Regions from separate parts of the Homo sapiens genome. Here regions 1 and 3 are each linked to region 2. The links are chromatin contacts, found by Hi-C or POLR2A ChIA-PET in ENCODE. All regions are on one chromosome and are shown on one strand. The core of a region is the stretch at or near the end of the contact, and the rest is flanking DNA. Distances in the headings are between cores, read along the strand shown.

The links. A loop is a pair of places that touch in the nucleus more often than their neighbours do. ChIA-PET counts read pairs that join two places held with the same protein, here RNA polymerase II (POLR2A). Pooled maps may share reads with other maps.
Region 1: a loop to region 2 is called in a pooled map, with 2.4 times the contacts of the local background. The contact joins two enhancer-like sites. A Hi-C loop is called at or near these places in 1 of 50 pooled maps. POLR2A ChIA-PET finds 5 or more read pairs at or near these places in 2 of 52 experiments (GM10248 and activated CD8-positive, alpha-beta memory T cell).
Region 3: a loop to region 2 is called in a map with no recorded cell type, with 6 times the contacts of the local background. The contact joins two enhancer-like sites. A Hi-C loop is called at or near these places in 2 of 37 single-sample maps with no recorded cell type and 3 of 50 pooled maps.

The regions. Positions count from the first base shown.
Region 1 is chr6:36,626,675-36,630,474 of GRCh38, reverse strand. No RefSeq gene overlaps it. Among named protein-coding and RNA genes, the nearest start is that of MIR3925, 6.1 kb to the right of the region's middle. Within about 2 kb of position 2,324, at least 23 of the 41 ENCODE cell types and tissues checked have a DNase peak (open chromatin) inside an H3K27ac peak, as active enhancers do.
Region 2 is chr6:37,153,501-37,157,628 of GRCh38, reverse strand. No RefSeq gene overlaps it. Among named protein-coding and RNA genes, the nearest start is that of PIM1, 15 kb to the left of the region's middle. Within about 2 kb of position 2,013, at least 7 of the 41 ENCODE cell types and tissues checked have a DNase peak (open chromatin) inside an H3K27ac peak, as active enhancers do.
Region 3 is chr6:37,838,685-37,842,561 of GRCh38, reverse strand. The region is part of intron 1 of ZFAND3 (zinc finger AN1-type containing 3); the gene reads right to left. Among named protein-coding and RNA genes, the nearest start is that of ZFAND3, 21 kb to the right of the region's middle. Within about 2 kb of position 2,186, at least 2 of the 41 ENCODE cell types and tissues checked have a DNase peak (open chromatin) inside an H3K27ac peak, as active enhancers do.

The DNA.
Region 1 (3,800 bases), core at 1,075-3,574, 530 kb after region 2:
TGCCTGGAAGTGGAGTCAAAAAGGTGAATGGTCCAGGATTGTCTCTGCTCCTTTAAGTCTTGGTTTTTGTTTTTGTTTTGGTTTTGGTTGTTGAATTGCTTGTTTTGTTTGAGATGGAGTCTCACTCTATCACCTAGGCTGAAGTGCAGTGGATCTATCTCGGTTCACTGCAACCTCTGCTGCCTGGGTTCAAGCAATTCTCCTGCCTCAGCCGTCCAAGTAGCTGGGATTACAGGCGCCTGCCACCGTGCCTGGCTAATTTTTTATTTTTAGTAGAGATGGGGTTTCCCCATGTTGGCCAGGTTGGTCTTGAACTCCTGACCTCGTGATCCACCTGCCTCGGCGTCCCAAAGTACTAGGATTACAGGCGTGAGCCACTGAGTTTGACTTGTTTTGTTTTTTGAGACAAGGTCTTGCTCTGTTGCCCAGGCCGGAGTGCTGTGGCGGGATCTCCACTCACCGGAGCCTTGACCTCGTGGGCTTAAGACTTCCTCCCACCTCCGCCTCTGGAGTAGCTGGGATTACAAGTGCATGTGACCAGGCCTTAGCTAATTTTTTGTTTTTACTTTTTGTAGATATGGGTGTCGCTTTGTTGCCCAGACTGGTCTCAAACTCCTGGGCTCAAGCGATCCTCCCTCCTTGGCCTCCCCAAATGCCAGGATTACAGGTGTGAGCCACCACACCCTGGCATAAGTCTTAGTTTTGTCTGCCTCCATAATTATTTTATGTAAAAGAAAAATCAAACTTTCTCTGGTTTAAGTGACTGACTTGCCTTTTCTGTTATATGTGGCTGAATTCAATCTTTATCTGATGCTGGAGACCAGTGGCTGTCTCACCAGGAAGTTGTCCAAGGGACTCACCCACCTTGGAGACCCAGTGTCATGGTCAGGTGCTATGGTGCCAATATCACACCAAGGAGATGATCTCACCAAGAGACCCTACTCCCTCTTGGAGCCTTATGATGCAGTGAAAAAAAAGGCTTCCTAGGCAGGGGTTCATACTTTTGGCCCAAATCCCCAGGTGTCTGTTACCTCCTCACTGTCCTCTAGCCGCTCAGAGCTCTGTGGTACCACTCCAAGCAAGTACTCCACGCCCCCAACCCTTTCCACACGCTCCCTCGAAATGTAGCTGTTCCCTGTGCCCTTCTCTTTGGTCTCTGCTCGTAGGCAACAGATAGCGCATCTGATATGTGAATTGGAGTTACTGGGTTAATGTGTCACCCTCCCAAGTAATAGATGTGTATTTTTGACAGGGCCTTTCTGGAAACAAGGCCTTATGCCCAGAATTCACCCTCCCGAGTAATAGATGTGTATTTTTGACAGGGCCCTTCTGGAAATAAGGCCTTATGCCCAGAGCTGAATGACGTAAAAATCCCCAGAAAAACAAGAGGCCGCCCTGGTGCTGGTCTCACTTCCTCTGTTCCACTCCTGTTTCCTCCTTTTTTTTTTTTTTTTTTTTTTGGAGACAAAGTCTCACTCTGTCGCCCAGGCTGGAGTGCAGTGGCGTGACCTTGGCTCACTGCAACCTTCATCTCCCGGGTTCAAGTGATTCTCCTGCCTCAGCCTCCAGAGTAGCTGGGATTACAGGCATGCACCACCACACCTGGCTAATTTTGGTTTTTTCTTTGCTTGTTTCTTTGTTGTTGTTTTGTTTTGTTTTTTGAGATGAAGTCTCACTCTGTTGCCCAGGCTGGAGTGCAGTGGTGCGATCTTGGCTCACTGCAGCCTCTACCTCCTAGGTTCAAGTGATTCTCCTGCCTCAGCCTCCCGAGTAGCTGGGATTACAGGCATGCACCACCATGTCTGGCTAATTTTGTTGTTGTTGTTGTTGTTGTTGTTGCTGTTTTCTTTTTTTGAGACAAAGTCTCACTCTGTTGCCCAAGCTGGAGTACAGTGGTGCCATCTCAGCTCACTGCAACCTCCACCTCCTGCATTCAAGTGATTCTCCTGCCTCAGCCTCCCAAGTAGCTGAGACTATAGGCACGTGCCACCATGCCCAGCTAATTTCTGTATTTTCAGTAGAGACGGGGTTTCACTATGTTGGCCAGGCTGGTCTTGAACTCCTGACCTGGTGATCTGCCCGCCTTGGCCTCCCAAAGTGCTGGGATTACAGGCGTGAGCCACCATGCCCGGCCTAATTTTGTACTTTTAGTAGAGACGGGGTTTCTCCATGTTGGTCAGGCTGGTCTCAAACTCCCGACCTCAGGTGATCCACCCGCCTCGGCCTCCCAAAGTGCTGAGATTACAGGCATGAGCCACTGTGCCCAGCCCTGTTTCCTCCTGTATCCTGTCCTCTCCCTTGGCATAGCTGGCCTTGGCCACAGCTCCTAACTCAGCAAATGCCAGGTCCCCACCCTCCTCCACCATTCTGCCTGAGCTCCCATACTGAAAGCGAAAGGAGGCGGTGGAACAGAAAGAAAAAAATAATAAAACCACTGAAAGAGAAGAAACAGCTGGCAGAATATTGGAAAGATTCCCAGGTGGGAATTCCCAGCCCTCAAGGCCTATGTCAGCCAGGCTGAGGAAGTTCTTGAAGAGCAATCTTGAAATCAGCTCTTGACATCGTTCCCAGCTCATGGGAGCACCTAACCCCTTGTCCCTGCCTTGGCCCGGAGGGAGGTATGTGCCTGAAGTTGGAGTTGAATTTTGAGGGACAGAGCAGAGCTAGGGTGGGAGGGAGAGGGTAGGGCAGGGGGTACTCTGGGGAAGAATGGACCCTGGTGGGTAGGGTCACAAGGTGCCTGAGGGTCCAGGCCCTTCTGGGCTTCCAGGGGACAAGGCCTTTCCCCCCAAGGCAGTGCACAGTGAAAAGGAGGCTTGGCAAAGCCATGTGCCCAATGGTATGTGTGAAGGTGTGGGGAGGGGCACTCTAAGAGGCTGAACTGACAGCAGCCAAAAAATAAAGTTGGCTACTCTTACCTAAGGCACGGTGAGATCCTATATCCATTCAGGAAACATGGAGGAAAACTGGAAGAGGCTGGAACAGAGGTCTGGCTTGTGCTTGTGGGAGTCTGGATCAGGTGTGGCAGTGATGGGCAGACAGGGAGACAAGAGCAGTGGTGTCACCTGTGTAAAAGTGTGGCTCTGGCCATGCAAGGGGTCTGCAGACTGGCCACCAAGGGGCTGGTGTCGGAATTTCTCAAAAAGAAATGTGGGCCAGGCACAGTGGCTCACGCCTGTAATCCCAGCACCTTCGGAAGCCAAGGCAGGCAGATCACTTGAGGTCAGGAGTTCGAGACCAGCCTGGCCAACGTGATGAAACCCTGTGTCCACCAAAAATACAAAATTAGCCAGGTGTGGTGGTGCACCTGTAATCCCAGCCACTTGGGAGGCTGAGGCAGGAGAATCACTTGAAACCAGGAGGCGGAGGTTGCAGTGAACCGAGATTGTACCACTGCGCTCCAGCCTGGGTGACAGAGTGAGACTCCATCTCAAAGAAAAAAGAAATGTGAAGGGCCCTGCCATGAAGAGAAGGGAAGAGGGGACAGGTGTGGGTTAGAGTGGCGGATGGGAGTGGGTGTACAACTCATCTAAACACCAAGTTTGGGGATCGGCTGAGGGAATCTGGACAGAAGGCCTGAGCACTATGCAAAGCATCATCACATCATCTGGCTGAGCCTGTGAGCCCCAGAAAGGCCCTCTCACTCCTCATGAATTTCAGTGAATAAAAACAAAAAGCCTAACCCATGGTGAACTGGTAATCAGTCCACTTTGACCAGGGAGGAAATGATTTCTGCCAAGTTCACTAATTCCTGTTAAGATATGACCTGAGAAATGTTCCAAGCCCTATACTGATTCTTC
Region 2 (4,128 bases), core at 764-3,263:
CTTTAGTTATCTTATTATTTTACCCAAGAAGGTAAATAACTTGCCCAAGGTCTACAGATCAGACAGACACAAGCCCTAATTGGGGGACAATGTATGGGGTAGCTCTTTGTGTGTTAGAGTTCACACTCAGAGCATGGAGGGCTCTGAGCCAGATTAAATACAATCAGGATGTAAGGTAATGAATGGAAAGACAATAGAGTTCATGGATAATTTCCTTCAATATGTGTGCAAAAGAAATGAATGGTGATTGGAACAATGTTAAAAGTTGACCATGTAGGTGAGTAGTGTCAAAGAAGAATGGCTGCTAAAAATGAGAGCTTTTAGTGGCCAGGCATATGGGGTAAGGGTTAGCCTTAGCTTAAAGGGAAACTACAATCTTTATAGCAGTAAGATAAGAATCTTTTTTTTTTTTTCTTGAGTTGGAGTCTCAATCTGTCGCCCAGGCTGGAGTGCAGTGGCGCAATCTTGGCTCACTGCAACCTCCACCTCCCGGGTTTAAGCTATTCTCCTGCCTCAGCCTCCTGAGTAGCTGGCATTACAGGCACCTGCCACCACGCCCAGCTAATTTTTGTATTTTTAGTAGAGATGGGGTTTCACCATGTTGGTCAGGCTGGTCTCTAACTCCTGACCTCGTGATCCGCCCGCCTCGACCTCCCAAGGTGTTGGGATTATAGGCGTGAGCCACTTCACCTGGCCCATAAGAATCTTTTGTATCTTGCAGTGATACTGACTGATTTGGTCAATTAATTAATAAACCTTTACTGAACAGCTACTATGTTTAAAGTACTGTGCTAAATACATGGAGTTATATACAGAGGCAAAAGATATGGTCCTAATTCCTGCTTAAGGAATCACATATAGGCCAGGCATAGTGGCTCACACTTGTAATCCCGGCACTTTGGGAGGCCGAGGCAGGAGGAATGCTGAACCCAGGAGTTTGAGACCAGCCTGGGCAAGAGTGAGACCCTGTATCTACCTAAAATTTGTGTGTGGAGTTGGTGTGTGGGTATGTGTGTTGTTTTTTTGAGACAGTCTCACTCTGTCGCCCAGGCTGGAGTGCAGTGGCACAACCTCGGCTCATTGCAGTCTCAACCTCTCGGGCACGAGTGATCCTCTCACCTCAGCCTTCCAAGTAGCTGGGACTACAGGCACATGCCACAATGACCAGCTAATTTTTGTATTTTTTGTAGAGACAGAGTTTTGCCATGTGGCCCAGGCTGGTCTCAAATTCCTGAGCTCAAGTGATCCACCAGCCTCAGCTTCCCAAAGTACTACGATTACAGGCCTGAACCAACACATCCAGCCCCCAAAATTTTTTAAAAATTAGCAAGGCGTAGTGGCATGCGACTGTGGTCCCAGCCTCTCAGGAGGCTGAGGTGGGAGGATTGCTTGAGGTTGCAGTGAGCTATGATCACACCACTGCACTCCAGCCTGGGCAACAGAGTGAGAACCTGTCTCAAAAACATTTTTAAATATAATTTGAGATGGGGGTCTTGTTCTGTTGCCCAGGCTAGTCTCAAAATCCTGGCATCAAGCAATCCTCCCACCTTGGCCTCCCAAAGTGCTAGAACTACAGGTGCAAACCACCTTGACTGTCCTAATCTCTATTTTACAGATGACCAAAACCAAATCTCAGAGACAGGAAGTAATTTGCCAAAGTTCTCATAGCATTTGCAGAACAAGGATAGTGAACTCAGACTTTATTGTTACCCTAGGTTCTTATAGAGATATAATTAGTAACGAAAGGTAGTATTTACCAAGTGGCAAATTAATGGCATAGGCAATGCATATTTTTTGCTGTAATATGTTTACAAGTTCAAGGTCTAAATGCTAACTAGAACTTTTCCTGGGGAATTTTCAGGTGCAGAGGGACTTTCCCAGTTGTCTCCTCAACTGCTTTAGCATGAAAACAGAAAATGGTCTCGTCTCTGTGCACCTGTGCCACCTCAATCATACACATCACACGTGCTCTTGATATGTCTAGTTCGGTAGTTCTGAAAGTGTGTGGTCTTCGGACCAGCAGCACCTGGAAACTTGTCAGAAATGCAAATTATCGGGCCCACTGCCTGCCCACTGAATCAGAAACTCCGGGGGTGGAGCCCAGCGATCTGTGTTTTGATAAGCACTCCAGGCGACTCCAGTGTACCTTGGGGTTTCAGAACCCATGGTCTGTCTCATGGCTCTCCAGAGAGTCTGTGAACTCCTGGAAGGCAGAGCCTGTGTCCTTGCAGTTTTTGTTTCCCTAGCATCAAGACTTGAACACAGTGGATATTAATAAATATTTCTAAAACTGAACCACAGGAGTGAATATGGCTCGGCAGAAAACCAACATCCCATTATCCTACTCTTTTCATATGATGATTAATACTTTTAGGTTTACTTTATGTAACGGATTGAATTGTGTCCCCCAAAATTCATGTAAAAGTCCTAACTCCCTAGTACCTCAGAAAATATAACTGTATTTGGAGATAGGGCCTTTAAGAAGTAATTAGGGTAAAATGAGGTCATATGTGTAGACCCTAATGCAATATGACTGGTATCCTTATAAGAAGAGGAGATGAGGCTGGGTGTGGTGGATTATGCCTGTAATCCCAGCACTTTGGGAGGCCAAGACGGGCGGATCACGTGAGGACAGGGGTTCGAGACCAGCCTGGCCAACATGGTAAAAGCCCATCTTTACTAAAAATACAAAAAAATTAGCTGGATGTTGTGGTGGGCACCTATAATCCCAGCTACTTGGGAGGCTGAGGCAGGAGAATCACTTGAACCCAGGAGGCAGAGGTTGCAGTGAGCCGAGATCACACCACTACACTCCAGCCTGGGCGACAGAGCAAGACTCTGTCTAAAAAAAAAAAAAAAAAAAAAAAAAAATTGCTTGAGGCCAGGAGTTCAAGACCATCCTGGGGAACATAGTGAGACCCCGGTCTCTACCAAAAAATAGATATTTTTTAAAATAACCAGGCATGGTGGTATGCACCTGTAGTCCCAGCTACTCAGGAGGCTGAAGTGGGAGGATTGCTTGAGCCTAGGAGTTCGAGAGTGTAGTGAGTCATGATTGTACCACCGCACTCCAGCCTGGGATAGAGTAAGACCCTGTCTCCAACAACAATAACAAAGGGGAAAAAAAAAAAAAAGAAAATACAGGGAGGAGAAGACAGCCATCTGCAGTCAAATGCTCTACCCCTGAGAAGACACCTGTCTACAAGCCCAGGAGAGTGGCTTCAAAAGAAACTGACCCTACAGACATCAGGACCTTGGACTTCTAATCTCCAGAATTGGATCAAAATTTAATTTCTGTTGTTTAAGGCATCCAGATTGTGTAGTCCTTTGTTATGACAGCTCTAGCAGACTAATACACTTTATGAAAAATTTTACACCAGGCACAGTGGCTCACACCTGTAATCCCAGCACTTTGGGAGGCCAAGACAGGTAGATCGCTTGAGCCCAGGAGTTCAAGGCCAGCCTGGGCAACATGGTAAAACCCTGTCTCTATAAAAAAATACAAAAATTAGCCAGGCTGATGGCACATACCTATAGTCCTAGCTACTCTGGAAGCTGAGAAGGGAGGATCACTTGAGCCCAGGAGGTGGAATTTGCAGGGAGCTGAGATTGTGCCACTGTACTCCAGCATGGACAACAGAGCAAGATTCTCTGTTTTTCACTTTTTTTTTTTTTAAGACAGATTCTCAGTCTGTCGCCCAAGCTGGGGTGCGGTGGCATGCGATCACAGCTCACTGCAGCCTCCACCTCCCCAGGCTCAAGTGATCCTCCTGCCTCAGCCTTCCAAGTAGCAGGGGCTCCAGGCATGTGCCACCATGCCTGGCTAATTTTTGTATTTTTTGTAGAGATGGGGTTTCACCATGTTTCCAAGGCTGATCTCAAACTCCTAAGTTCAAGTGACCGCCTGCCTCAGGCTCCCAAAGTGCTGGGGTTACAAGCATGAGTAACTGTGCCTGGCTAAGACTCTGTCAAAAAAAAAAAAAAAAGAAAGAAAGCGAGAGAGGAAGAAAAAAGAAAGAAAGAAAAAGAGAGAAAGAAAGAAAAGGAAGGAAAGAGAAGGAAGGAAGGAAAGATGAAGGAAGGAAGGAAGGAGTGAGCCAGGCGCGGTGGCTCATGCCTGTAATCCCA
Region 3 (3,877 bases), core at 937-3,436, 680 kb before region 2:
AGAATAGAGAAACTGGTTGTATAGTTATACAATGAAATAATACTATATAAAGTATGCAATAATAAAGATGAACAAACTTATTCATACAACACTGATAAATATCAAAAACATTACACTGTGTCAAAGAGTATATAATGTACACAGCATATGACTCCATTTATACGACTTTCAAAACAGGCAAAACTAATCTATGATGGGGAAAAAAATCAGGACCATGGCTGCCTGATAGGGTACGAGAAACAGCAGAAGGGACCAGCCTGACTAGGAAGGGACATGAGGAACCTTTCTGGAGCGAGAGTAGCATTACATAGTATATCTCCTGGTAAAGGTTTGGGTTACAGAGTACCACAGTCTCAATGTCGGTGTCCTCCCCAAAATTCATTTGTTGGAACCGAATACCGAATGTGATAGTATAAAGAAGTGGGGCTTCTGGGAGGTAACTAAGTTATTAAGGCATCGCCCTCATCAATGGAATTAGTACCTTTATAAAAGAGGATGAAGGGAGCACCTTAGACCCTTCCGCCACATAAGGACACAGCAACAAGGTGCCGCCTATAAGGAATGGGCCCTCATCGGACACTGAATCTGCCAGTACCTTGACCTTGCCCTCCAGAACTATGAGCAATAAATTTACACTGTTTATAAATTACCCAAGTATTTTGTTATAGTAGCCCAAACTAAGACATACAGGTATGTGCATTTGTCAAAACTCACTGAATACTATGCTTGAGAGATGTATTTTTCACTGTATATAAATTGTACTTCAAAACTTAAAAACAGGCTGGGCACGGTGGCTCACGCCTGTAATCCCAGCGCTTTGGGGGGCCGAGGCTGGTGGATCACAAGGTGAGGAGATCGAGACCATCCTGGCTAACACAGTGAAACCCCGTCTCTAATAAAAATACAAAAAAATTAGCCGGGCATGGTGGCAGGCCCTGTAGCCCCAGCTACTCGGGAGGCTGAGGCAGGGGAATGGCGTGAACCCGGGAGGCAGAGCTTGCAGTGAGCCAAGTTCGCGCCACCGCACTCCAGCCTGGGCAACAGAGCCAGGCTCCATCTCAAAAACAAAACAAAACAAAACAAAAACTTAAAAACAAATGTTAAACTCTAGTTAATGATATGCATGCTGAAGTACAGAAGGGTAAATGTATTGAGTCTACAATTTACTTGGAAAATAAAAAATAAGATTAATAGATGGATAGAAGGATGGAAAGCAAATAAAGCAAAATATTACAGAATCTAGGTAGTAAATAAATGGATGTACAATTCTTGATTTCTCATGATAAAATGTTATGGGGGAGGAGAAAATCAGACACTAGAGAAATAGTCTCTCTTTCCATAAAGTTATTACTCAAAGAACTGAAACTTATTCGGAAACCCTTCTTAAAATACCCTCTTTCATTCATTACCCTCTTTCATAACTAAAGTGAAATATTTACTCAAGATCTCTAAATTTCCTCTGTGTTGATTTTTCTATAACCCAGCAACCCATTAACTGATTACTGATTGTTTCTCAAGTATCTTGAAGTCACAAAGGGGAACTTCCAGTCTGAGACAAATGTATAACAGATTCAAGCATTATGGTTACAAAGCATATTCTAAAAAATTTTAATAAATTGGTTCCTTGCTTTATTATTAAAATAATTAATCTTCCTGTTATCTCTGTTTTTTCTAACCAAATGTTCTCTTTTCTGTTTGTTTAGCAGAACTGCCTCCCCAAAAGTCTTAAGAAACCTTCAACTTAAAAAAGAGTTTCTGGTTTTGGAAAGCAAAAGACCAGATCATTGTACAGTGAAAACTACAAAATGTTGTTGAAAGAACTGAAGACAGATAAATGAAAATATATCCCATGTTCAAGGATAGGAAGACTAAATATTGTTAATATGGAGACATTCCCCAAATTCATCTGGAGATGCAATGCAACCCCTACCAAACTCCAAGCTGGCTTTTTTGCAGAAGCTGACAAGCTGATCAAGCTGACAAGCTGACAAGCTGATGAAATTCATATGTAATTTCAAAGGACCCAAAACAGCCAAAACATGCTTGATAAAGAAGAATGAAATTGTAGAAGTCACACAATTCCTGGTTTCAAAACCTATTACAAAGGAAGTACTCAAGACAGTGTGACATTGGCATAAAGACAGAAATTAATGAAATAAAATTGGCCAGGCGCGGTGGCGCATGTCTGTAATCCCAGCACTTTGGGAGCCTGAAGCAGGCGGATTGCTTGAGCTCAAGAGTTCAAGACCAGCCTGAGCAACATGGTGAAACCCCATCTCTACCAAAAATACAAAAAATTAGCCAGGCAAGGTGGTGGGTCCCTGTAGGCCCAGCTATTTTGGGGGCTGAGGCAGGAGAATCGCTTGAACCCAGAAGGCAGAGGTTGCACTGAGCCGAGATCGCGCCACTGCACTCCAGCTTGGGCAACAAGAGCGAAACTCCATCTCAAAAAAAAAAATAGATAACCAACTTAAATGTAAAATAAGAGCTAAAACTGTAAAACTATTAGAGAAAACATAGTGTAAATATTTGTGACCTTGAATTAGGTAAAGTTTTCTCAGATATACCAAAAGCACAAGCAAAAACAACAAAAAGATAAATAAGAATTCATCAAAATTAAAACTTTTGTGCTCTAAAGGACACATCCCCAAAAAACGTGAAACCACCACCTACAAAATGGGAAAAAAATTTGCAAATCCTGTATCTGATAAATAACTAGTAACCAGAATACATAAATTTTACAACTTATGGCCGGGTGCGGTGGCTCAAGCCTGTAATCCCAGCACTTTGGGAGGCGGAGGCAGGTGGATCACGAGGTCAAGAGATCGAGGTCATCCTGGCCAGCATGGTGACACCCCGTCTCTACTAAAAATACAAAAATTACCCAGGTGTAATGGCACACGCCTGTAGTCCCAGCTACTCGGGAGGCTGAGGCAGGAGAATCACTTGAACCCGGGAGGCAGAGCTTGCAGAGAGCTGAGATCGCGCCACTGCACTCCAGCCTGGCGACAGAGCGAGACTCCATCTCAAAAAAAAAAACAAAACAACAACAACAAAAAATAAAAAATAAAAAAATAACTGGCCGGGCACGGTGGCTCACGCCTGTTATCCCAGCATTTTGGGAGGCCAAGGCAGGCAGATCACTTGAGGTCAGGAGATCGAGACCATCCCAGCTAACACGGTGAAACCCCGTCTCTACTAAAAATACAAAAAATTAGCTAGGCATGGTGGCACGCGTCTGTAGTCCCAGCTACCCGGGAAGCTGAGGCAGGAGAATCGCTTGAACCTGGGAGGCGGAGGTTGCAGTGAGCTGAGATCGCGCCACTGCACTCCAGCCTGGGCGACAGAGTAAGACTCTGTCTCAAAAAAAAAAAAGAAATTTTACAACTTACAAGTAAAAAGGCATACAACTCAATTTTAAAACATGCAAAATATTTAAACAGACATTGTTCCAAAGTAGATACACAAATGGTCAATGGGCATATTTAATGATACTCAACATCATCAGTCATTAAGGAAATGCAAATCAAAACACAATGGAGATGCCACAGGGTTGGCTATAATCAAAAAGAGCAGCAATGACAAGTATTGGCAAAGATGTGAAGAAACTGGAGTCTTCATACATTGCTGGTGGGAATGTAAAATAATGTAGTTGCTCTGGAAAACAGGGTGGTAGTTTACTCAAAAGTTAAACAGAGTTACCATATCATCCCGAAATTCCCCTCCTAGGTATTCAAATAAGAGAAGTGAAAACAGGTGTTCACACAAAAACTTGTAAACAAATGTTCACAGCAGTATTATTCATAATAGCCAAAAACCTGAAACAACTCATTATCCATCAGCTGATGAACAGATAAACAAAATGTGGTATATCCAC